Linked DNA regions of Homo sapiens: region 1 is linked to region 2. The links are chromatin loops, found by intact Hi-C in ENCODE. Cell type or tissue: CD14-positive monocyte. All regions are shown on one strand.

The links. A loop is a pair of places that touch in the nucleus more often than their neighbours do. Peaks named below come from ENCODE experiments on the same cell type or tissue, not always from the same donor. Only the 100,000 strongest peaks of a DNase experiment are listed, where the experiment ranks them.
Region 1: it touches region 2 in a loop (11-fold over the local background); 59 of 110 quality-filtered maps call a loop at or near these places.

What each region holds. Positions count from the first base shown.
Region 1 is chr9:3,436,908-3,444,907 of GRCh38, forward strand. The region is part of intron 1 of RFX3 (regulatory factor X3); the gene reads right to left. Among named protein-coding and RNA genes, the nearest start is that of RFX3, 85 kb to the right of the region's middle. In CD14-positive monocyte, CTCF peaks have their summits at 4,508 (motif pointing left) and 4,709; a DNase peak (open chromatin) is centred at 4,494.
Region 2 is chr9:3,236,725-3,244,724 of GRCh38, forward strand. The region is part of intron 15 of RFX3 (regulatory factor X3); the gene reads right to left. Among named protein-coding and RNA genes, the nearest start is that of LINC01231, 59 kb to the left of the region's middle. In CD14-positive monocyte, CTCF peaks have their summits at 4,166 (motif pointing right) and 4,377; DNase peaks (open chromatin) are centred at 4,147 and 7,187; H3K4me3 peaks cover 871 bases; H3K27ac peaks cover 1,691 bases.

The DNA.
Region 1 (8,000 bases), 200 kb after region 2:
AATTCTGGTAACTCCTGCAGCCAACTCTTCCTATTAATTTTTTTAAAAAAAATTGCTCATTGAGTAATCCACGTTTTTGTTAGGAAGTTGAAATGGAAATGACAAAATCCTAGCAGTTTTCTTTTATAGCACAATTCATAGTATCCATTATTTTCCAAGCAGCAAATGAAAATGTCAAAAACATTCTTGCTGTAGATATTTAGTTGTTTTCTGCCACATTAATGAAAGGAAAATATTGCACTTTGAATTGGTTAATTACCATGAATCCTTCTGCAAAGGGCTCCTGCTTGCAGAATTAAGCCAGCTTTAGTTGGCACACTGCCCTAATATTCATGGAGACTAGACTATAGGCTCCACTGTACTCAAGAGACATTTAGTTTTTGGCATCATTCGTCAGCTTACAAATCATCAGTCCTAACTACTATAGACATTCAACTGTTTGAAATAAACAGGGCAGAAAGCACCTGCATTTAATGGGGAGGTACCACATTCTGCTTCTTTGAAATTTTAAGAGCTAGACTTAGAACACAGAATGAACAAGAATACCCTGATTTATATAGCTTCTAGAAACTAGAGGTGCTTTAACAAAAATCCTCTGGTAATAAAGCTAGTCCAAGGAAATCCTCGTAGAAGAAGGCAACTTCAAGCAAGGGGGAACTTGGAGAAGTTATTTTTCTTCAGTACTAGGCCAGGGTTCATAAAGCTATTTCAGGTTTAGGCCTCTCAGGAGTTCATACATAGACTTCGTTCCACCCTACTTCCTAGGATTTGAAGTTAAAAGGTGCTGATTTGCCGGTTTCAAAACCTCATTAAGTAACCACTGCAGTATTCAAGCCCAACCCTATCTCTCCTTTCACCCTTCTTCATGTGATGCGCTTACCTGCAGAAACCACAAGACCTGAATGCCCTCTCTCCATGTCAGATGGCATATTAAATATATTTCCTTAAAATTGGATAGGGAAATGCTTCTCAATTTTTTGAAAAATATATTCTACCAGGCCTTCTATATGGGAAAGAATGGGTAGAGAGACAGAGATGAAAAAAACTAATGACGTATATATTTTCTTTTTCCTCTCCCTAAATAAAATGGAAAAAAAGAAGACCTTGAATAAAGACAGAAACATACTGATAAACCTAAGAATACAAGCTGGCCATCTCCAAGATGTTCTCCATATGATCGTAAATAAGCACCTCAGGCTCCAGTGTGTCACCTCCTCAGAGTCTTGCATCAGGGAATGGGAATAACACAGAAGCCGACAGTTGATCCTAAAAAAGGTCATTCAAAACCAACTACAATGTTCATATACTTTCACATTTAAGTATTATGGCAAATGCAAAATTAGCAAGCAGTGTTTTTTAGAACTGACGAAATGACCTGTACAAATCCTCAGTCAAAAATACTTACACGACATTAGACTTCAGTCTTGAAGAACTTGATACAGTAAGTCTATATCTATCTTTAAATAAATTGGAGCTAGGTCAAGAGGACAACAGAGATGCTTAAAGGGTCTAGAAACCATGAAAAATATGGTGTAAAAACAGAAAGAAGGTAGAAAAAGAAAAAGAAAGAACAGATGGGACAAAGAAAGAACAAATGGCAAGATGACAAAAGGAACCATATCAAAAATAATAGTAGTAAATGCCAATGATCTAAATACTCCAATTAAAAATTAAAAGGCAGAGGTTAATAGACTCCTAAAAAAGCAAGACACAACAACATGCTGCCTGTGAGAAATATACATTAAATATAGACACATATAAGTTAAAAGCAAAAGGACAGAAAAAGATATACCACACTAATACCAGTCAAAAGAAATCTAGAGTGGCTATACTGTATCAGAAAGAAAGTTGATTTCAGAACAGAACTATTATTAGGAATACAGAGAATAATTTCATAATGATAAAGTGATCAATTCATCAAGACGACATAATAATTTTAAATGATTATGCACCAAATAACAGAGCTCAAAATATATGAATCAAAAACTGACAGAAACCAAGATTTATAATATTCTGGCCATAAAACAAGTCTGAAATTTAAAATGATTCAAGCTATAACAGTATGTTATCTGCTCACAATTGAACTGAATTAGAAAACAGTAACAGAAAGGTCTCTAGAATATCCCCAAATATTTTGGAGATAAGTATGAAACTTCTAAATAAACCAAAGGGTCAAAGAAGAAACAAAAACGGGGATTAGAAAGTATTTTAAACTGAACGAAATTAAAAAAAATAAAAATAAAAATTTGTAGTAAGCCACTAAAACAGTACTTATAGGGAAATTTATACTACTAAATATCTATATTAGAAAATAAGAAAGGTCTTAACTTAATAGCCTCTGCTTCCACCCTGAGAAATCAGTACAAGAGTAAATCAAGCCTCAAGTAATGAGAAGAGAGAAAGTAAGGATCATGGTCAAATTCATTGAAATAGAAAACAGAATAATAGAAAAAAATCAGTGAAAACAAAATCTCATTCTTTGAAATGGTCAACAAAACTGATAAACCTCTAGACAGACTGATCTGAAATTAAAAGATATAAATTAGCAATTCCAGGAAGGAGAGGTGGCATCGTTACAGAATCTATAGATAATATGGGAATATTTTAACAACTTTATGCCAATAAGTTTGAGAATTTAATAGCAGAAGTAATCAATTCCTTGAAAGACTCAAATTACCTAAGCTCACTCAAGAAGAAACAAATAATGTGATATATGTATTAAAGAAATTGAATTTGTAATTCAAAAACCTTCCCACAAGGAAAACTCCGGCTCAAATGACTTCTACCAAACATTTAAAGAATAAACAATACTAACAATACTAACATGTTTCCCATACACTGCAGAGGAGAGAATACTTCCCAACCTAGGCTATGAGACCAGCATTACTTTAATACACATGGAGATATTACAAGAAAAGGAAACCACACACCAATACTTCTCATGTACATAAATGTAAAAATCTTAAACCGTTAAATCTAATATTCATAAAGGATAATACATCAGAACTACGTAGAGTCAGTCTCAGGATCTGAAAGTTTGTTTAGGGTTTCGGACCACCTTAAATGTAATCTACCATACTAAGAAACTGAAAAAGAAAAACTTAACAATCATCTAAATAGGCACCTAAAAGTATTTAACAAATTCTAACATCCATTGCTGATAAAAACTCTCAGAAAAGTAGCAATAAAAGAATTTTTTCCATCTATTAAAGAAATCTATTAACAACTTGTAGTTAACATCATATTTAAAGATGAAAAATTAAGTATTTCTTCTCTATGATCGGGAACAAGACAGAGATGTCTGCTTTCATCACTTCTATTCAATACTGTGCTGGACGTTCTAGCTAGTGCTATCAGCAAAATAAAACAAACAAAAAGTATCTAGATTTTAAAGAAAGAAATAAAATTCTATTCAGACAATATGATCATCTAGACAGAAAGTTAGCATCTATAAAATCACTACAAGAACTAGTGAGTTTAGCAAGGTTGCAAGATACAAAATCAATATTTAAATCCATTGTATATCATCTACTTACTAGTTATTAAAACCTAAAAGCTGCAATTAAAAAAATAAATTTATAATAGCATCCACAAACACAAAATACTTAGGAATAAATCTGACAAAAGATGTGCAAGATCTATACACTGAAAACTACAAAAATACTTCTAAAAGAAATTAGAGGGCTAAGTAAAGAGGTATAACTTGTTCATGGGTTACATGACCCAATATTGTTAACATGTCAAGTCTTGCTAAATTCATTTAAAGATCTAATGCAATCCAAATCCCAAATCCCAATAGGCTTTTTCACAGAAATTGACAAGTTAACTCTAAAATTCATATGGAAATCCAAAGGACTTAGAATAGCAAAAACACCTTTGATAAAGAAAAAGTAAAAAGGAGAGCTAACACTACCTGATTTGAAGACTTACTGTAAGTGTGCAATAACTAAGACAGTATGTTACTGGGGTAAAAACAAACAAACACACCAATGAAATGGAATACAGAATTTCAAAACTGACCCATATATAAATGATAACCAATTGTCAAGAAAGATGCAAAGGCATCCAAGTAAAGAAAGAAGTTTAACAAGTATTGTTGGAACAAATGGATATCCATATTTTCAAAAATGAACTTTGGTCCACAGCTAACACCATACACAAAATTAACTAAAAATGAATTGCAGGGTATAGGCTAACAACTCTGAAGCTGCTTTATATGTATACTGGGTTTGTACAACCAAGTAAATGGATGATGGAAGCCATGTTTCTCATTGTTGGATAGAGACATTAATGATAATAAACCGCACTAAAATGAATTACATGGTATGAGATTAGAGTCAGAGACACCAGTATGAACGCATATTTAGTTTAATATATATACAAATGGACAGCTACAGAATTGAGAGAGAGAGAGAGAGAGAGAGATCCATGGGTTAGCACATTTACATATGTTTCCTGGTTCTGTCTGCCAAGCAAACCTAGACACAGTGACACCCTGTGGCAACAACCAGCATATCCAGTGTCCAGGTCTTAATTTCTATATAATAAGCTCTAAAAACAAGAACCAAGACTCCTTTGAGAAACGGATGATTCTGGCGCTGGGGCATAGAAAATAAAAGACTCGGGCATCTTGTAGTATCAAAAAATAAAATGTGCTCAACAAAAAAGGTGGAGGGTAACAAGTTAAGGAGACACAGGAGCCAACCTAAAAGAGCTCTCAATGGCCAAAGCTGGAACGAGTAACAAAATAACGTAGTATTTGAATGTAATGTGAAGTATAAAATGAGGCCATACTGATAAATGATTGGAGAAATAAATGGGAGAGAAGAGATAAATATTTTTATAGAAGAATTTCAAAGAACTTATGTAAATACCCACACCTCTAGGAGATAGGACATAAAACCCTCTATAAAACTCTATAAAACCCTCCCCTCCTTGGGCATAGGCTATAATTAGTGACTTGCTTCCAAAAAACAGAATATAGAAAGAGTGAAAAGAATGAACTTTACCAGCCGGGCATGGTGGCTCACACCTGTAATCCCAGCACTTTGGGTGGTCCAGGCGGGCAGATCACCTGAGGTCAGGAGTTCGAGACCAGCCTGGTCAACATGGTGAAACCCTGTCTCTATTAAAAATACAAAAATTAGCCAGGCGTGGTGGCACGCACCTGTAATCCCAGCTACTTGGGAGGCTGAGGCAGGAGAAACGCTTGAACCCGGGAGACAGAGGTTGCAATGAGCTGAGATCACACCATTGCACTCCAGCCTGGGCAACAAGAGCAAGACTCAATCTCAAAAATAAATAAATAAATAAATGACTTTACCATAGAGTAACCTGGCTAATATTACCTTAGGTAATCAAGGTTAAGCAACATCAATGATAAGCGTATATTGATACCATATGATGTGATGAGAAAGGCACCTCTCCCAAAAAAAAATCAGAACCCCTGTGTAATCAAGAAAAGGACATCAAAAAAACAAAATTGAAGGATACTCCAAAAAGTATCTGGCCAGTACTGCTCAAAACTGTCAAGGTCATAAAAAAATAAGGGAAGACAGAAAAGCCATCAAGGATCAGAGCTAAGGAGACACAAAAACTAAACAAAATGTAGAATCCTGGAACAGAAACAGATATTAGTGGAAAAACTGATGAAATCCAAATAAAGTCTGAAGTATAGCCAATAGTAATATACCCCCTGGTTGCCTAGTTGTAACAAATATATCATGCTTATTTAAAACGTTCACAAAAGGAGAAAAGGAATGGGGGTATATGGGAACCTCTGTACTACCTCTGCAACTTCTCTGCCAATCTAAAATTATTCCAAAGTAAAAAGTTTATTATAAAAATGGATTATAGACCTAAGTGTAAAACATAAAGCTTCTGGAAGAAGACATAAACATATTTTTGGCATTTATTTTGGCAAAATTTATTAGTTATAATGCTAATAGCACAATCCATAAAAGATAAAATTAATAAATTAGACTTAATCAAAATTAAAATTTTCTGCTCTTTGAAAGACACTGTACAGGAATGAAGAAAAAAAGCAGGCTAGGCTCTGCAAACATATATCCAATAAACGTCTTACATCCATAAATGTAAAGAACTCTCAAAACTCAATAATAAACAACCTGATTAAAAGTGAGCAAAAGATTTGGACAGTCACTCAAGAAGATATAAAGTGACAAATAAGCACAAAAAAAGATACTCAACATCATTAATCATTAAGAAGGTACAAATTAATACCACAGAAAGAAACCACTACACATCCATTAGAATGGCTAACATTTTATTTTCTTCAACTTTTAAGTTCAGCGGTATATGTGCAGGATGTGCAGGTTTGTTACATAGGTAAATGTGTGTCATGATGGTTTGGTGCACAGATCATCCCATCACCTAGATATTAAGCCCAGCATCCATTAGCTATTCTTCCTGATGCCCTGCCTCCTACCACCAACCCTCTCCAACAGGCCCCAGTGAATGTTGTTCCCCTCCATGTGTCCATGCGTTCTCATCATTCAGCTCCCACTTACAAGGGAAAAGATGTGGTGTTTGGTTTTCTGTTCCTGTGTTAGTTTGCTGAGGATAACGGCTTCCAACTCCATTCATGTCCCTGTAAAGGACATGATCTCATTCCTTTTTATGGCTGCATAATATTACATGGTGTATATGCACCACATTTTCTTTATCCAGTCTATCATTGATGGGCATTTGGGTTGATTCCATGGCTTTGCTATTGTGAATAGTGCTGCAATAAATATACACATGCGTGTATCTTTATAATAGAATGATTTATATTCCCTTGGCTATATACCCAGTAGTGGGGTTGCTGAGTCAAATGGTATTTCTGCCTCTAAGTCTTTGAGGAATTGCCACATGGTCTTCCACAATGGTTGAACTAATTTACACTCCCACCAACGATGTAAAAGTATTCCTTTTTCTCCGCAACCTTGCCAGCAGCTGTTTTTTGACTTTTTAATAATAGAATGGCTAAAATTTTAAAAACTGACCACATCAACTGTTGGTAAGGATGTAGAGAAACTGGAATTCTCATACAATGCTGGTTGGAATTTAAAACAGTGCAAACAGTCTGTGTAACAGTTTGGGAGTTTCTTAAAAATTGAAATACATACCTACCATATCACCTAACCAATTCTACTCCTAGGGATTTATCCAAAGAAAGCATTTGTCCAAAATCATGTACATCGATAGTCATAAGAGCTTTAATCATGATAATCAATAAATAGACATAATTCAATTATCTACCAACAGGTGAATATATAAACTCATTGTGGTATATCCATGTGATGAAATACTACTCATCAATAAAAAGGAATGAACTACCATTACAGGCAACAATATAGATGAATTTCAAAATAATTCTGCTAAGTGAAAGAAGCCACACAGAAAGAATGCACACTGTATTATTTTATTATTATAAAGTTCTGGAAAATGTAAACTAATACATAGTGACAGAAAACAGAAGAAAAATTGCAAGGGTAGGGAGGGATAGATCTTGGTGGGGCAGGGAGAGGCAAGAGAAAGAGAATAGGGACACAGGGAAACTTCTGGGGCGATAGTATATACACTATCTTGATTGTACTGTTAGTTTCACAGCTATATACTACATCAGAACTTATCAAATTAAAAGTTAACTATATGCAGTTTATTGTATGCCAAATATACCACAACAAAGCTGTTTTTCACAAAATCAACGACTGGCAAAACTGGGAATACACTAAACCTAGAAATGAGAAGCCTCAAAAAAGGAATCCTGGCATTTGCCAAACAGCTGATGGCACAGCAAGTAAAATGCTGATTAGATTTGGTCTGTGTGGCTTCAGGAGAGAATCAGTACCCACAGAGGAGAAATTAAAAGGAAGCTGTATCAGCTACACCAATGGAATATACTGACAATTGAAGCTGTCTGAACATGGAATGGACTGCTTTGTAACATAAAGCTTTTTCTCAGTCACAGAAAGAGTTGAAGCAGAAACTCAAAT
Region 2 (8,000 bases):
AACATGATAATCAGCAACAGATAGTCCACATATGTGAAAATGTTAACCAGAAAAGACTACTCACTTGAGGGTCATCAGGTACCTTGGAGACCAGTTCTGCCAGCAAATGGTAACTTTAGATAAACAAATGTAGGGGAGAAAATATGTATTTGTATATGTATACATTTTGCCAGTTTCTGTGAATGAATCATTTGCTCTAGGAAAGAAGATTTTTAAGCTGTCACAGGCCCAAAGAACAAATGATTATAAACTTTTCTGAAATAGTTTCTATCTTGTGGCTGGAATAAGATATCTCTTTGGGAAGCAACCTTTTAACTTGCTTAAATTCTATACATTATCCTTTCTCTCCACTTCACAAGTACTTACAAAACCTTTCATTCATTTCTACTATTTAAGATTTAATTCAAGTCTAGCTATGACTGTCTAGTTAGAACTAATTATGTTTATGCTTCTTCTCTAATGTTCCCATTTTCTTTTCTAATTGACTTGTTTTCCCACTCTATTTTGTTGTTTGTGTTTTTCAAAGCATTGAATTAGTTTGCCTTTGATTACCACTTTGGCTACATACCAAAGAATGCTGTTGGATTCTTTGTAATTCCATGAATCATTTGACTCAACATTCAAAAATTGTTTGCAGAGTATTCTTCCAGTAGCAGTACAGTATTATCAATGCCTTCATATGTCTTTTTTTATCTGTTTTATCAATTTCAACTTTATCTTTGTATGGTCCAAAAAATGATGATCTAATTATATACATTATTACTTGGATAGTCAATGCAGAATTGGTATTTAAAAATCTAATCCAGAGTAGAAGGCAATCAAATACTTATCAGATATTTACATATTTATGGAAAGGGGAAGGAGATGGAACTAACAAAGATCAGGAACCTACTATGTGCCTGTCTGCCTGCCTATCTACTCTACTTACCTACCTAAATTAATCTTCACAAAAGCCCTATGAAAAAATGTCCTTATGCTTATTTTGTTGAGGAGAAAACTAAGACTCAAGCAAGGATATTATATATAACTTTCCCAGGGTGCAAAGATATTAAATGGGAAATATAGAATTTAAATACAGGAGTGGAGCACAGCATGGGCGGAACAACATAAGAAGTGGAGCCAGCCTGACCTGGGTTTGAATCACAACTCTACCACTATCCCACGCCTGAGCCCATGAGGTCAAGGCTGCAGTGAGCTGTGATTGTGCCACTGCACTCCAGCTTGGGTGACAGAGCAAGACCCTGTCTCAAAAAAAAAAAAAAAAAATTGTGTGCTCCCAGACAAGTTAAACTCTTTGAGCCTTAGACTTCCCAATATATGAACAGACAGTTCACAACGTGAGGACTGAATTTGTTCGTGTTTGCAGAGGGACCTAGAACAGTGCTTCTACCGTGTCACATTATCTTTAAAACTCAATTTTCAAATACTATCGATAAAACAGTAAAATTCCATTTAATAATAAGGTCATAAGATGGTGATTTTAAAATGAAATAAATGCCTCTAGCTAAGTGGGATTCCAGGAAGCACAGTCTAAGAATGGAAGGGTAAAGTGGGCTTTGACGTCAGGTTGACACTGTAAACTCAAACTAGGACTGGAGCTGGAAGTCGGTTTATGCACTGATCAAGCCATTTATGATTCAAGCCAGCAAATACCATGAGAAGGGCTGGCCTGAGAAGGGATGAAGTGCTTGTGTGTGCATGTGTTTGCTGGAATGGGGGTGATTACACAACTGGAAATAGCTGATGAACTTAGATGAGTTATCAGCATGTAAACCTTGGCCTAACCCGAGTGTTTCTCTCTGTTCTTCAAAGAAGTCAATGAAGAAATAGGCCCTTTAAAGCCCTTTTTAGAGAATCAGGAAGATTGTTCACACGCAGATTTGGAACTTCCTGACTCAATGCTTCTCTTTTCAGCATTCCATACTTAACTTGAACTTTGCAACATTCTGAATTTTACAAATAATATATAGCTCTGCAATTTCCTGTGATTTCAATTCTATTAACGTTACTTAATAAAAGTGATCAGTCCGAGGCAGGCGGATCACGTGAGGTCGGGAGTTTGACACCAGCCTGACCGACATGGAGAAACCCCGTCTCTACTAAAAATACAAATACAAAATTAGCTGGGCGTGGTTGCGCATGCCTATAATCCCAGCTACTCGGGAGGCTGAGGCAGGAGAATCGCTTGAACCCGGGAGGCAGAGGCTGTGTCATAGTGAGCCGAGATCACCATTGCACTCCAGCCTGGGCAACAAGAGCAAAATTCCATCTCAAAGAAAAAAAAAAAAAACAGAGATAATAAAACTGATTCAAAAAAGGTAGGTAATGGCAGCTATTCTGGATGTTTTTGATGGTGAAAAGAAACATCTTGAAATTTCAATATAAGGAGTCCAGAGCATTATTATTTTCCTTAAATGTCTCCCAAACAAGAACCAAATAAATCAAAGCATTCTGCATTTAGCACTGATACATGGTTTTGCAAGCGAGGAAAAGGTTGCTGACTTTAATTTCTAGTTTTATAATATTTGCAAGGATTAACAACATTCCATTTGGTAAAACCTTGTGTTCCTTGGTTACTTTTCTTTGTATGTGTATGTGTACTTTTCTATGTATCTTTAAATAGTTTTTATTGAAACCTGCTAAGAAGGCCAAGATCTCTGGCAGTTTGCTCCACACGTGGGCAAATCCTGCCCGCAGTGGCTGTTGGTCTTGCTGTTGTGGGCTAGACAGCTATCCTGGCAATGTGTGCTACTGGCCAATCTGTAAACAGGGCAGCATGATTCTAACTGTTCCGGCTTTTCTGCCTGCCTTGGGGACATAGCAACAGGTGTACCTAATTGTGTTTAAATGTCTAAGACACACTTACAAGTGAGTGTGCAGGCGGTGAAGTGTTCAGATTACAATATTGGCCTTAGTTGCCTTTGAAGAGAAAAGTAGCCTCAAAAACAGGAGCATTTAACACCACCATTAAGGCCAAAGCAAGAGGGGCCTTTGGCCCAAGACCCACACTATGGAGAACTCTGCTTTGTGTTTTCCATTGCCAGTCCCTTTCCTACAGTGTAAGGAGTCCACAGAGCCAGCTGGATGTGACTTCTTGGAGCCTGTGCTTCCCTCCCTCCTCCCATACCACCTCTTCTTATCTGAGACCCTAGAATTCCCTGCCCCGTGGCTCTGAGTTCCCTTCCAGGCCCTGGCAGTTCTCTTCTCCAACTCTACCATTCAGAGGCATGAAGAGACAGCCAAAAAGGGGCAGCTGTTTGCAAAAGGTAGACAAAACTTGAAGACTGGGCTGAGGTGTCCACAAATCTGAGCACAAAGCTGTTCATAATATAAGATGGGGAGTGATGAAGCAGTCTAGGGCCAGAGGCTGGCGACACGGGCTGGCTATGTCTATGTCAATATTTTCTGGTATGGAACTCAGGGGAGACAGAATTTCAAATCCAAACTCAGCCTTCCAAGTTGTTATCAAGACATATTTGTCAAGGTAGGTGGATAGAACAGATTTTATTTATAGTCTGATTCATAACTTTTAAAATATTTAGACACATGGTATCCTGGGCCCTGTAAATTGCAGGGTTGGGCCAGGCAGCATATCCTTTATGCAAGTAAAACTATTGGGGAAATAGAACGAACCTTGCTCCTAATTTAACACTGGCTCCCCTTGAAAACACCTATATTATTTAATAGGAAAGCATAGCATTAATTTATTCTATCAGAGGACTATATCTTAATTTTGATTATACCACTTCTCTTTTCTGGAAATCATTAACTGGAGAGACAATCAGAGTGGCAGTGTAGAAACATGTTCCCTTTGTACTAAGAAAACCTTCACAACAAGCATCAATCAGGTTTGAAGTGCTTGTATTATCATCACATAAGGCCCATATTCTTGCAGAGAATCTCTAATTTTTATGACATTTTATGGTAGTATATTTTATACAAGGATGGTATAAAGAAAGAAAACAATTCCTGTGAGTTTAGGAATTTGCCTATCCCAAACAAGAGTTATTTATTTATCAGGGGGGCCAGCAACCACTATCTTCACCTGTGGTTGAGAGCAAAACCACCATAAAGACAGTGTCAAAGCCAAGAGCCACTTGGGCTAGGCACAGGATGACAGAGTGTGGCAAAGTGGCCAGTAGGTGGCACCGTCATGCTTACTCTATGCCAGGGAATCTTTTTCTCTGGTTGGGTCTGCCCAAATAGCTGCAGTGCTACCTGACAAACTCTTTACTAAACAAATAACTTAGCGGTGGACTTTGCTGAAGAGGACTGTGTGCTGAGATTTCTTTCCTGATGTCTACAGTGACCATTTTAGTCCTTGAAATATTTTAAAAAGTCTTCAACTTCTATTTTGGTTTATTTCCCCACTTCTAAGCTCTTTAGGGAAATTGCTGTCGTAAGCACCCACAAAAGTCCAACTTCATAGTATTTCTCTGAAATAGTATTGACAGGCACTTTCTAAGGAGAAGGTACACTTTTTGGTCTAGGAGTTTTTTGTTTTTTTTTTTTTTGCCCAGAGTAAAGAAATCTAATGTATCAATCATGAAATCCAAGAAGACGTCCTATCAATTGGTAGTCTGTCCTTTGTACTTCCTTCCTTGAGTATTTTTAGGGTACCTATTGCATGATTATGTTTAGATCACAGTTATAAGCAAATTTTCTCCATTCCCTGAAGAGGATGAGAGGAGAGGTTATAGCCCAGAGCCAGCAGGGAAGAAAGCCACGCATAGGAAGCTAATGAGCAGGGATCCCAGAGAGAAAGAACCGCAGCCCTGGGCTGCTGAGTCAACAGATTCCTTTCTCAAATCCAAGAAGAGAAATGAACAGAATGACAAACCAGGAACAAGGAAGAAAAAATGGGACACGGAGCCAATTCTCTGGAACTTTGGGGTCACTTCTATAATTTATTTTCAAGTTGTCAGAAATTGTGCTAATGTAGATGAGCAGATTTACAACTAAAACCAAACTACGACTTCTTTAAAAAAATGTTTGATTTAGGTCTGGTCTCAGGATGGGTGTACAGGAGCTGTAGGGTGTAATTTGTTCTTTTCCGGCAGATTTAGTTTTCCAAATGCAATTTGCTTAGACTAATATTCCATTTAGTTTTCATATTCTAAATATCTACTAACAAAAAGTGCAAGGGGAAAAGATGGCAAGCGTATTAAGAGGCATCCTGTAAGGCAGAGGAAAAAAAACTCTGAAACAAAGTAATAAAAACTTTTAAGCTAGGCACCTGGCTTGTGATTGTCAGAGAGAAAATGTGTGTCTATGTGTTTGTGTGTTTGGGGGAGTTGCACATAATCCCTATTTTGAAACTATAATAATTTATATGGTGAAAAACTGAAAGATAGATTAAGCCCATCCCATTTGACTATTTGAAGTGAGGCAGTCCTACTTTCTAAAGTTAGTTCTACCACTTGCTAGTTTTGATTTGGGGCAACTTTCAATTTCTCTTTTCCTCACTGGTGAAATAGGGATACTGAGACATCTTTTGCAAGGTTTCAATCAGTATCAAATAAGAATGTAAGACATCTAGAATAGGGATTGGCACAAGGCCTGCCCTCAATTGGAAAAATACTAATATAGTAAATAATAAGCTTCACTCTAAATAACAATCAACAGTATAATTTTTGACAAGTATTCCTTACATTTTCTAAGCCACTACTCTTCCATGATTGTTTTTTTTTTTCCTGCAAACTATCTCGACTTGTGATAATATTCTTTGCTTTTAAAATACTGTTGTAACAAGTCTATTGTTCAACAGGCACATTTAAAGTGTATTCCCTAGTCACACTAGCACAATGCTTGCTAAAATTTGTTTTTCTTTGGTTTGATTTTACTTTAAGCACCAATATTTGTTTACTATGAATGTAATTCTACTTCCACCAAATGGAATTCTTTCACTGAGCTTTTATCCCAAAAGCTTACATGTTCAATTATTATTGCTCTTCTTCAGTTTCTAGGTTTTGAAGATTTTTTTCCTTCCAAAAAAATTAACTGAGTATATCAATTTTGATGAATCCAAGACATTTTTCTTTTGATGTTAAATTGTTACAGGTTAAATTTTTCTCTATTACTGAAATATTATCTTTTCTATATTGATATTCGCAATTGAACACTTAAAGACTCTACTGGTTTCTCTTTATTTGAAAATGGCTAAAGAGGTGGCTTAGACATAATATTAAGTATAATTAAATTATGATTAAAAGAATTGATATATTTAATAGATTATTAAAAGGTTTGTAACAAAATCATTTTATGAAGCAATCAAAATTTCAAAGATTCAGTGAATATATTAATGGACTATGTATGTTTTAAAGAGATAAAGCAGAAAGATTCTAAACAGCCATAACATTTGAATAAAAGGACATTTTTCTGCTCAATTTGTCTGGTCAGAGTTGTATGGAAAGCTTTATGATTTTTAAAATTGTTTATTTAACAGGTATGTAAACAGATGCAACTCATTTATTTTATTTTATTCTTACTCTTAAAATTTCACCACTGCCAGAAAGCTTGTGGACAAATTTATAATATTTAAATGAAAATTTAAAAATTATATAAATTTTAGCAATAAATAAATTGTTTCCTTTTTATCATTTAGGCAAAAAAAAAAAACTCTAGAATTGCATATGCTTTAAATAATTTACTAGGCAGTATTAATGTAGTAGCATACTGACATTTACAGGAAAACTTCTTGGGACTGTGAAGCTGTTTCCAGCTTAGGGGAGTCCATTGTATAGCAGTCTTTATTTCAAAACACCAACAACATTTATAACATTGAAATGACAGCATTAAAGTCAATTTAAAAGTAATAGTTTGTATGCTTGTATATATCTTGTTTATATGTAAAACGGGTTGTTCTTTCCTGCCTGCCTGCTCAAATAATGTAAGTAATGTTAATTTTAAAACTCAGTAAAACTGAGTTCACATTATTGAAAAGATACATTCATTGTTCTTAAGTCACCTTAAAAGGAAAGTCTTTTTGCTTGCTTATGAAACTATTTAACTGACACCTTTTCCAAAGCAAGCACCTGTAAAGGCAAAACAAATACCCAGCAAAGTTTGTGACTATTTTGCAGGTTTGCCCTTGAAATTGTTCCTACTCCAATCCTACTCCAATCTGTAGCAGGTCATAAGCATGGCAGATTAACAGCAAGGACTTTGGTGCCAGACTGCGTGGTTTCAGAACCTGATTTCACAATTTAGTGGTTGTGTGACCTTGGGCAAGTTACTTTTTGGTTCTGTGTCTCATTTCTTCTTCTTTTTTTCTATTTTTATTATTTTTTTTTTTTGAGATGGAGTCCCGCTTTGTCGCCCAGGCTGGAGTGCAGTGGCGTGACCTTGTCTCACTGCAACCTCCACCTCCTGGGTTCAAGCAATTCTCCTGGTCTCAGCCTCCCGAGTAGCTGGGACTACAGGCACATGCCACCACGCCCGCCTAATTTTTTTTGTATTTTTAGTAGAGACAGGGTTTCACCATATTGGTTAGGCTGGTCTCAAACTCCTGACCTCAGGTGATCCACCCGCCTTGTCCTCCCAAAGTGCTGGGATTACAGGTGTGAGCCACCAAGCCCGGCCTCTTATTTCATCATTTGTAACACAGGTGTAATAATAGTATCCACTTATAGATCTGTGGTGAGTTATTAACATATATATATGGCACTTCGAACTGTACCTGGCACACAACTGCTATGTAGGTGTTAGCTTCACTTGAAATTTTGACTTTTTATCCTAATTCAATTTTTCCTCTTGTCTGTTGCATTTGACAGTGTTTATTTGGTCTCCCTGGTGCTTGAACGTTAGGTTTCTCAGGAAAACTTCCCCTTGGCTGTGCTCTCACCCACCTCTGTCAGGGCCTGTGCACATTCCCCTGTGCCTGGGGTGTTTTTCACCCCTTACCTTCAGATTCTCTCTTCACAGAGTTAACATCTTTTGTCCTTTAGTTCTTACCTCAAACATCACTTCCTTGGGAAAGACTTCCCTGGTCCTCCCAGGCT